2 separate regions of the Homo sapiens genome follow, and region 1 is linked to region 2. A link is an interaction called in ENCODE POLR2A ChIA-PET data of the cell type or tissue named here. Cell type or tissue: K562. All regions are shown on one strand. Links, peaks and the distances in the headings refer to the core of each region. The heading gives the core; the rest is flanking DNA. Region 1 overlaps UBXN7 (UBX domain protein 7). Region 2 overlaps UBXN7 (UBX domain protein 7).

The links. ChIA-PET counts read pairs that join two places held together with the same protein. Peaks named below come from ENCODE experiments on the same cell type or tissue, not always from the same donor. Only the 100,000 strongest peaks of a DNase experiment are listed, where the experiment ranks them.
Region 1: POLR2A ChIA-PET joins it to region 2 with 5 read pairs; 9 of 35 experiments call an interaction of 5 or more read pairs at or near these places.

Annotation. Positions count from the first base shown.
Region 1 is chr3:196,419,919-196,425,294 of GRCh38, forward strand. All of the region lies in intron 1 of UBXN7 (UBX domain protein 7), which reads right to left. It also overlaps the pseudogene ZDHHC1P1. Among named protein-coding and RNA genes, the nearest start is that of UBXN7-AS1, 8.8 kb to the right of the region's middle. In K562, for the core only: no CTCF peak of the experiment used is centred there; a DNase peak (open chromatin) is centred at 3,233.
Region 2 is chr3:196,364,389-196,369,764 of GRCh38, forward strand. UBXN7 (UBX domain protein 7) reads right to left here. Exons shown (of 11, transcript NM_015562.2): 7 at 5,033-5,123; 8 at 3,640-3,767. Among named protein-coding and RNA genes, the nearest start is that of TM4SF19-DYNLT2B, 29 kb to the left of the region's middle. In K562, for the core only: no CTCF peak of the experiment used is centred there; no DNase peak of the experiment used is centred there.

The DNA.
Region 1 (5,376 bases), core at 300-5,299, 56 kb after region 2:
ATTGCCAATAACACTACCACTGAGCTACACAGAGGAATATGAAGAAGTGAAGGTTAACTGAAAGGGAAGAGGAAAAGTAAGGAGGGCTAAATGATGTAAGTGAGGGAACAGTGATAAACAAGTTTAGTGAAGTTACACATTTTACCCACATTTTACCTATGCACCCAAGAGGGACTTAACAATTTCTGATGGATCAGCTGTAAAGAATTTGGACTTCTATCTTACTACAGTTAGAAGAACATACCTTTTTTTTTAAGGGGGGGCTAATAAAACAAGTTTGACAAGTTTACGATTTAAACTATTTGCAAACTTGTTAAAAATGGGCTTTTTGGGACTGGGTGCAGTGTCTCATATCTGTAATCCCAGCACTTTGGGAGGCCAAGGTGGGTGGATCACCTGAAGTCAGAAGTTTGAGACCAGCTAACACCGCGAAACCCCGTCTCTACTGTAAGTACAAACAAAATTAGCCAGGCATGGTGATGCGTGCCTGTAACCCCAGCTACTGAGGAGTCTGAGGCAGAAGAATCGTTTGACCCCGGGAGGTGGAGGTTGCAGTGAGCCAAGATTGCGCCATTGCACTCCAGCCTGGGTGACAGAGCGAGACTCCATCTCAAAAAAAAAAAAAAATTAAATTAAATTAAAAAACGGACTTATTTTGAGGCTCCGATATTGTAGGCAGCAGCAGGGTGGCTTAATCTAATCCAGTCATCTATACTCCATGACAGGAGTCCTACTTTGTTTCTCACCACATGAACCCCCTTCTAAAACATCCTTTATCTGTCCTTCTCTCCATCTGTTTTACACTTGCTACTGAATGGCACCAAACGGCCTTCCTTAACCCAGCTGTGGCACACAACTTATGATGGCCATTTTCATGCTGCTATCTCCTAGTTTATACTCTAATGCACATTGTCTACACTACTCTCAGTGCCAAAAGACGGACAGTGATCATCTCTTCACTACCATCCAGAAACCAAAGTATAGCAGTCACAGAGACTTTTAAAAACAATCATCATCATCCCTCTATAGAAATGATAGGGACAAGAGGTTACTTTTCGGTTCCACATTTTCCCCAGCAATGATACCAAAGTAAGCTAAACTATTTGCCAAGGATATGGGAGTGGATGACAGTTGTGAGAAATAAGCTGAAATTTTAACCTCAGTCTCTAATCCTGGAGTTTTTAAGCTTTCAAATATCGAAAACATTTTTAAATGCATACCAGAAAAAACTGAGTACAGAGAAATCGAATTACTAAGTTAGGGGACAGATAAGGCAAACATTCATTAGTTCACAAAAGGAACCAATGGTGCAGGAAGTAGTGCTAATGGTGGGAAATGCATGCGCCCAGGAGCCAAGATGCCAGAGTTCCAGGCCCTGTTCTGCCATCACCTAGGCCAGTACTACCCAAATGGTAGTCCTTAGACCAGCTATCTCTTACTAGTCTGTGACAAGATAAAAATACAAATTCCAGTGGAAGCATTCAGAAACGTTTACAGCAATTTGAGAGAGTAATTTTATGTCTGTTGAATCTCATAATTAAAAGTTGGGGCTTGAAAGATTTATGGATAGTGGCCGGGTGTGGTGGCTCATGCCCATAATCCCAGCACTTTGGGAGGCTGAGGCAGGTGGATTACAAGGTCAGGAGATTGAGACCATCCTGGCCAACATGGTGAAACCCCCCCCCAGTCTCTAGTAAAAATACAAAAAATTAGCTGGGTGTGGTGGCAGGCGCCTGTAGTCCCAGCTACTTGGGAGGCTGAGGCAGGAGAACAGCTTGAAACTGGGAGGTGGAGGTTGCAGTGAGCCAAGATCGCACCACTGCACTCCACCCTGGCAACAAAGCGAGACTCCATCTCAAACCAAAAAAAAAAAAGATTTATAGATGGTAAGTTATTACATGAAAAATGCCCCAAATCATTAGTCACCTGAGAAATGCAAATTAAGACCACAATGACATACCATTACACACTTATTGAAATGGCTTTAAAAAAAACAATGGCCAGGCACGGTAGCTCACGCCTGTAATCCCAACACTTTGGGAGGTTGAGGCGGGCAGATCACTTGAGGCCAGGAGTTCAAGACCAGACTGGCCAATGTGGTGAAACCCTAGTCTCTAGTAAAAATACAAAAATTATCCAGGCAAGGTGGTGCACGCCTGTAGTCCCAGCTACTTGGGAGGGTGAGGCAGGAGAATCGCTTGAACCCAGGAGACAGAGGCTGCAATAAATCAAGATCACACCACTGCACTCCAGCCTGGGTGACAGGGTGAGACTCCATCTCAAAAACAAAAAACAAAAAAGCCCAGGCGTGGAGGCTCACACCTGTAACCCCAGCACTGTGGGAGACCAAGGCAGGAGTTTGAGACCAACCTAGGCAGCACAGGGAGACCTCATCTATACAGAAAATTAAAAATTAGCTGGGCATGGTGGTGTGTGCCTGTAGTCCCAGCTACTCAGGAGGCTGAGGCAGGAGGATTATTGACCCCAGGAGCTTGAGGCTGCAGTGAGCTATGATAACACGGCTGCACTCCACCAGGGGCAAGAGAATGAGATCTTGTCTCAAAAGAAAAAAAAAAAAGACAATTAAAAATACCAAATGATGGAAAGAATGCAGAACAACTGGAACTCTCTTTTATTACTATTTTTTAATACAGATGTGGGGGTCTCTCTTTGTTGTCCAGGTTGGCGTCAAATTCCTGGCCTAGAGCAATCCTCCCGCATCAGCCTCTCAAAGCCACTATACTTTCCAAAGTGACTTTGGAAAGTCACTATACCAGAAAGTCACAAATTATTTGTCAGCTTCTTAGAAAGTTAATATAACTATTATTATATGATCCAATAAACACACTCCTAGGTATTTATCAAAAGATATTCACACACTTGTACACGACTGTTTTTGGCAGCTTTATTTATAATGTCCCCAAACTGGAAAGTGTCCTTCATTTGATAAATGCATAAACAAACCACAGTACAACCATACAATGGTATACTATTCCCCAATAAATAGGAAGGAACTACTAACCATGACAACATGAATGAATCTCAAACACAATAGTTTAAGAGCAAGAAGCCAGACTCAAAAGGTTACATATTGTGATTACACTTACATGACATTCTGGAAAACAGGAGACTAAAAACAGACTAGGCTATGGGCAGCCCAGCCCGCCAAGTCCTCGCCTGGCTGCATGCCAGCCTGATCAAGCCATAACCAGAGGACACAACAGCCCAACCTAGCGGGGCCAGTCACCACCTGGTCTGGGGATCATCTCTACCACAAGCGGCTGAGGCACAGCTGCCCTGGGGAGGGCGGAAGGCCAGGCATGTGGGCTAAACTGGCAGGTCACCGCAACATGTAAGTGTTTCCACGCCAGCAAACATTTACTGAGTATCTACCACGTATAAGAACATTGGCAACAAGCCCTCCAACAAGCCGGTCCCTGAGAGGAGCATGTGGACAGTGCCTGTGTGGGCCAATGGACCCTCTGTGGAGCTGGCCCCCTCATCCGCTCCAGATTGTGGCCTGGCCACTGTGCCTCTTTTCTTGGCTGTGATGGGGCTTGGGGTACTTGTTCCCCTCCTGCCTGACCATTAGGTGCCAGCTGGCTTCACTGTATCCTTGGGAAACTGTGGAGCTGGGTCATGGAAGAGTGGGGACATGGCAGAGGCCTGAAACTCAGCTCAGAGCCTCAGGGAGCATAAGGTGGGGCATAGCAGGACAATCCCAGTCTTGGAGACAAGTTGCTTATCTGCCTGGCCTCCAACCCCCATCTGACTTATCCACTTGACAAGGTGAGTGGATAAACCCAAAGTACCTTGGGGCACTTAAAGTCCTGCATGGATGTGAATTTTATCAACTCTAAGATTCTGAAGCACCACAGGGACAGAAGAGAGCCATCTTGAAGCTAATTGTGTTAGCTAAACAAAGGACTAATTAGAGACTAATTATTCCATTTACAAAATAATTTTTCACTTTTTTTTTTTTTTTTTTTGAGACAGAGTCACACTCTCTTGCCCAGGCTGGAGTGCAGTGGCAAGATCTTGGCTCTCTGCAACCTCTGACTCCCGGGTTCCAGCGATTCACCTGCCTCAGCCTCCCGAGTAGCTGGGATTACAGGTGCCCACCACCATGCCCGGCTCATTTTTTGTATTTTTAGTGGAGACAGGGTTTCACCATATTGGCCAGGCTGGTCTCAAACTCCTGATCTCATGTGATCCACCTGCCTCAACCTCCCAAAGTGCTGGGATTACAGGCATGAGCCACCACACGTGGCCACTCCTGATGCTTTAAGTGCCATGATACTCTCCTGGTTTTCCTCCTACATCTTTGGTTTTTCCTGAGTCTTCTCTGCACTTTCTTCTTTGCAGTCCCCCGGATGTTGGTGTTCCTTCAGCATTGTGTCCTGGAGTCTACTATTTCCCACACTACACTCCCTCCTGCAAGATGCCATCCTTTCTCTTTTCCTAATTTTTTTTTTTTTTTTTTTTTTTTTTTAAGAGACAAGGTCTCTCTCTGTCACCCAGGCTGGAGTATAGCAGCAGGAGCATAGTTCACTGCAGCCTCAAAGTTCTGGGTTCAAGCAATCTTCCCAAGTCAACCAGGATTACAGGTGCACACCACCAGGCCCAGTTAATTTTTTTTTACTTTTTGTAGAAACAGGCTCTTTGCTATGTTGCCCAAGCTGGTCTTGAATTTCTGGCCTCAAGCAATCCTTCCACCTTGGCATTCCAAAGTGCTGGGATTACCGGTGTGAGCCACTAGGCCTCGCCTCATCCATTTTTATAACCTTTTTTTTTTTTTTTTTTTGAGACAGAGTCTCGCTGTCGCCCAGGCTGGAGTGCAATGGCGTGATCTCAGCTCACTGCAACCTCCGCCTTCCAGGTTCAAGCAATTCTCCTGCCTCAGCCTCCTGAGTAGCTGGGATTACAGGCACACACCACCATGCCCGGCTAGTTTTGTATTTTTAGTAGAGACGGGGTTTCACCATGTTGGTCAGGCTGGTCTCAAACTCCTGACCTCAGGTGATCCACTCGCCTCGGCCTCCCAAAGTGCTGGGATTCCAGGTGTGAACCACCGCACCTAGCCCCATTTTTATAACTTTAACTGCCATGAATATGACAGATTTCTCACTCTTCTTTCTAGACCCAAATATTCATCTGCTTCAACAGCTCCATCTGGAAGTCCTATTAGCAGCACCTTAACTTATCCAAAACTGAGCTAACCATCTTCTCCCCACACCTTTCTGCTATTCCATACCTTCATAAATAGCACTGTTACATACCTAGGTGTCCAAAACAGAATCCTAAACTTCATTTTGACTCTGATTTCTTCCCATACCTTTTGGAGTCCACTTCTCCGCCACTAACTTTTTTCAGGAC
Region 2 (5,376 bases), core at 187-5,186:
TATCTTTTAAATATATATGCCAGAGTATTAATTAATGAAACAATGAATTCTGAGATTAGCTTCAAAATAATTCAGATGTGATGGGATACAGAGGAAAGAAGACTGGCCATCTGCTGATAATTACCGAAATTAGCTAACAAAGAGGCTCAATAAACTACTTCAACTTTTGAATATGCTTAAAATTTTCCATAATAAATAGGTAAAAAAAAAAAGTGTGAGTTGCTAATAAAAAACTAAAGAAACCACATTTTGGCTTTTACTATCAGGCAATCATGTAGCAAAAAATTAAAGGGAAAAACATTTTTTTGCTGGTTGTTTTTTTTTTTTGAGAGAGGTTCTACTCTGTCACCCAGGCTGAAGTGCAGTGGCACAATCTCAGCTCACTACTATCTCCACCTGCCAGGCTCAAGCAATCCTCCCACCTCAGCCTCCCAAGTAGCTGGGATTACAGGCACACACCACCACACCCGGCCAAAGGAAAATTTTAAAGTAAACTTCAGGCGAACTTACCACCCCTAAAAAGCAAGTAGAGGTGTCTATGTGACATGCAATGGCTTAGGTGGATTGTAAATTTATAGCAATGACATTGCACATATAGCATGTAGCTCGATTTTAAAAATTGTGGCCATGGCAGACACTGTCAGGCTCCTATTGAATTTCATTCTCCTCTGATTTCCTTACTTATATAACCCTATTTAAGTTTATAAAACGTGTTCAACTAAAAAATTCATTTTACTAATTTCTCTTGTAGCTAGAAAATAGTATTGAGCAATAGCAATTCTTATCGAAAAATTATAGAATTAAATGCTTATATTAGAAGAGAGAAAGGTATCAAATTAATGACCTAAGCTTCCCCACCTTAAAAAAAAAAAAAAAAAGAGTATACATCCAGGAAAAGAAAATAAAATTAAGCTCAAAGAAAACACAAATTAATAAATGACCTAGAAAGCAAATACAATAGAGAAAAACAAAAAAAACCCACCAAAATCCCAAGAGCAGTTTTTTGTTTTGTTTTGTTTTTTGTTTCTTAAGAGACAGAGTCTTACTGTTGCCCAAAGACTGGAGTGCAGTGACTACTCACAGGTATGATCATAGCACACTACATTCCTGAACTCCTGGGCTCAAGCAATATTCCTGCCAAGCAGATGGGACTATAGGCACATGCCACACCCCAGCTGGTTCCGTAAGATCAATAAAACTACTAAGCCTCTGGCCAGACAGTCGGGGGAAAAAAGGGAAGCCACAAATTCCCAAAAACAGAATTAAGAGAGGGGACAACTACAATCTCTACATTCATTCATGGCATCACGAGGGACTATAATGAACTCTGACAATATAGTAAAATGAACAAATCCCTAGAAAGATACAACTTGCTAAAGCTTATCCAAGAAGAAACAGATACCAAGTAGTCACGTATCTACCGATAAGATTGAATTTGTAGTTTAAAATTTTCCACCAAAAAAAAACTCTAGGCCCATGTAGCTTCACTGGTAAATGTCATCAAACATTAAGGAAGAAATAACAACAATTCTACAGACACTACTGCAGAAAACAGAAGAGGAAGAAATACTTCTCAATTCATTGTGAGGTCAGCATTAACATGTTACCAAAAGCAGAAAACGACATTATAAAGCATTACATGGAAGAAAGGAAACAACAACAACAAAATGCTCTCAAAAAAACTATAAATCAAGCAGGAGAACTGCTTGAGGCCAGGAGTTCGAGACCATCCTGGCCAACAAGATTTCTATACTATCCCTTAGGGCTTTTCCTTAAATAGGCACTTTATTATAGGTGATAACTGAAGGAAGTGTTCCTCACATCTTCTAAAACTATTTTTAGGCTGGGCATGGTATGGTGGTTCATGCTTATAATCCCAGCACTTCGGGAGGCCAAGGGAGGAGAATTGCTTGAGCTTAGGAGTTTGAGATCAGGCTGAGTAACATATTGAGACCCTGCCTCCACAAAAAATAAAAAATTAGCCAGGCATGATGGTGCACACCTGTAGTCCTAGCTACTCAGGAGGCTGAGGCAAGAAGATTGACTGAGCCCAGGAGTTCAAGGCTAGCAAGTTTTTTTTTTTTTTAAAGTTCTCTCAAGGCTGCAAAGACTACAGTGAGTTAATATCATGCCACTGCAGTCCAGCCTGGGCAACAGTGTGAGACCACATCTCAAAAAATACAATACAATACAATAAATACAATACAATACAATAAAAATGTTGCTAGGTGTGGTGCTCACACCCAGAATCCCAACATTTTGGGAGGCTGAGGCGGGAGGATTGCTTGAGGCCAGTTTGAGACCAGCCTAGACAACATACGGAGGCCTCCGTCTCTACAAAACTTTAACAGCTTAGCTGGCATGGTGATGCACATCTGTGGTCCCAGCTACTTAGGAGGCTGAGGTGGAAGGATCGCTTGAGCCCAAGAGGTGGAGGCTGTAGCGAGCCATGATCACACCACTGCACTGCAGCCTGAGAAATGGAACAAGATCCTGCCCAAAGAAAAAAACAGGACGGGCGCGTTAGCTCACGCCTGTAATCCCAGCACTTTGGGAGGCCGAGAAGGGCGGATCACTTGAAGTCAGCAGTTTGAAACCAGCCTGCCCAACAAGGCGAAACCCCATCTCTACTAAAACTACAAAAATTAGCCAGATGCAGTGGTGTACGTCTGTAATCCCAGCTACTTGGGAGGCCAAGGCAGGAGAATCGCTTGAACCCAGGAGGCGAAGGTTGCAGTGAGCCAAGATCACACCACTGCCCTCTAGCCCTAGCAACAGAACAAGACTCTGGCTCAAAAAAAGGAAAAAAAAAAAACCAACAAAACAAAACTATTTTTATCCCTACTGCTATCAAAGCCAAACAGCCATGAAAACCAATGTGAGATTGCTGTATCTTTGCAAGTTCAGTCTCTTATTTGCAACCAATCTTGATACCAATTATCAAACATGTCTACCTAGTAATAGTATATTCTAGAAATTAAGTATAGAAGTAAATTCTAGGAGGGCCAGAGAGCCAGGCCCTAAAGCTATATTAACCAATAAAAATGCTCAACTATACCATGACAGTTGTTTCAGCAAAAACAAAAAACACCACTTCCAGCCGGCTGTGGTGGCATGTACCTGTAGTCCTAGCTATTCGGGCAGTTGAGGTGAGAAGGCTGCTTCAGCCCAGGAGTTCTAGGACAGTCTGGGCAAAACAGCAAGATCCCACTCCAAAACAAAAAACAAAACACACAAAAAAACCAACCACTTTCACTGCTATTTAGACCTGGATATCAGAAGCCCTCCCAGAGCTGCCCCTCAGGAAGTAGACACCTTTACCACTAGGCTTGCCAGGTCAGTCCTCCTGCCCAACCTATTCACATTGCTTCCTTCTAAATCCAGATCCTGGGGCATCTGCCTGCACTCTAGCTGCAAGACAGACTGGCAGGAGTATGAGTATCATGATTTCACCAAGAAGATGGAACTCTCATGTGGGAAATTATCAAAATATAAGGAGGATATCTAAGATGCTATAGCCACAGTGATAGTTGTCCACTAGTTAGATTATCTTTACCATCTTAACATCGAACATTTTATATAAGATGCTTATGACCAATTACATTTATTTTCCCATCACCACCTCCTAATTATACTTACTGAACGGGCACATTTTTTGGGGGGACTGCTAGAAAGTCCATCCAGTTGTCCATGTTCACCCAGAAATCCCGTCACTTGGTCCAAGAAAGAAGATACATCTAACTGGTGCCATTCTACTAGCTTCTGACCTAAGGATTAAAAACCAAGATCTATAAATAAATATAATATCTAGAATCCTTCTGAACATTCTCCAGGATCTATAAATATAATACCTAGAATCCTTCTGAACACTCTCATTAAGTATCTCTTTCAGCATATGCATAGATTAAAAACCTGGATCTATAAAGGTAATATCTAGAATCTTTCTGAACATTCTTATTAAGTATCTCTTTCAGCATATGCATAGATTAAAAACCAGGATCTATAAAGGTAATATCTAGAATCTTTCTGAACATTCTCATTATCTCTTTCAGCATATGCATACATTAAAAACCAGGATCTGTAAATATAATATCTAGGATCTTTCTGAACATTCTCATTAAGTATCTCTTTCAGCACATGCATAAAGTGTACTGTAAAGACATATCCTCTCCACCAGCTTATGCTACATAGTGTCTTCATAACCTAGAAGTCACATCAATTATACTCACCTAACAGATTCCCACCCGTAATGATAGGGCAACTATCTTATCTGCTGCTATCACTTACTGCCATTTAGGAAGAAGAGATTCAGACAAAGCAATATCTATATAAAACACCATCAATTAATAAAACCAGCTCCACCCTCTGCTTCTCAGGTGGGATTACAACTAGTATCTGGGCAATCTTAATATTTTAATGATAAAAAAAACTTTTGTCTTGTTTTGTTTTTTTGAGATGGAGTCTCACTCTGTTGCCCAGGCTGGAGTGCAGTGGCGCGATCTCGGCTCACTGCAACCTCCACCTCCCGGGTTCAGGCCATTCTCCTGCCTCAGCCTCCCAAGCAGCTGGGACTACAGGTGCCCGCCACCATGCCCGGCTAATTTTTTTTGTATTTTTAGTAGAGATGGGGTTTCACCGTGTTAGCCAGGATGGTCTGGATCGCCTGACCTCATGATCCGCCCACCTCGGCCTCCCAAAGTGCTGGGATTACAGGCATGAGCCACCACGCCCAGCTGGTAAAAAAACTTTTAAAAAATCCCTTAAAAAAGGTAAGATGAACATATCAGTTATTCTTCAAAAGAACAGAACTGCACAAACATAAAATACTACCATCTCCCAATGTTGCCAGAAAAAGATGTCCTAAATACATACATCAATAGATGTTTAAATAATTATAAAGGGAAAAAAACGAAACCTTCACCTAAATTACTGCAATTCTGAAAACAGATCCAGTCAAATATTAAAGATCAATCATTTAGGTAACTGAAAGACAAGTAATAGGTTAAAAGCTGCGTGCTGATATAAATCTTACCTGTCCGTGGGTCCAATATGGAAACATAGGGGAAATCCCCTAACTTATAAAACTGTATGTATCTCTGACCTTCCTCACTGTCATGATAAACCTGTTAAATCATTGATATAAAAAAAAAAGTCAGCCTCTAAGAAAAGAACCAACTATAACCTTCTTATACACCAACATCAATTAGCTCTCCAAATATACCTCCGGCCTATGTATTAAGATCTCACTCCTACACTAAAAAGAAAATAAATCTGGTTTGAACTCCTTCAACTTCCCACTTCCAGCACTCTCTGGAAATTTACCATAAACATATTGACCCATTCCTCCTCCTTTCCCAGTTCAGATGAGGTATTATT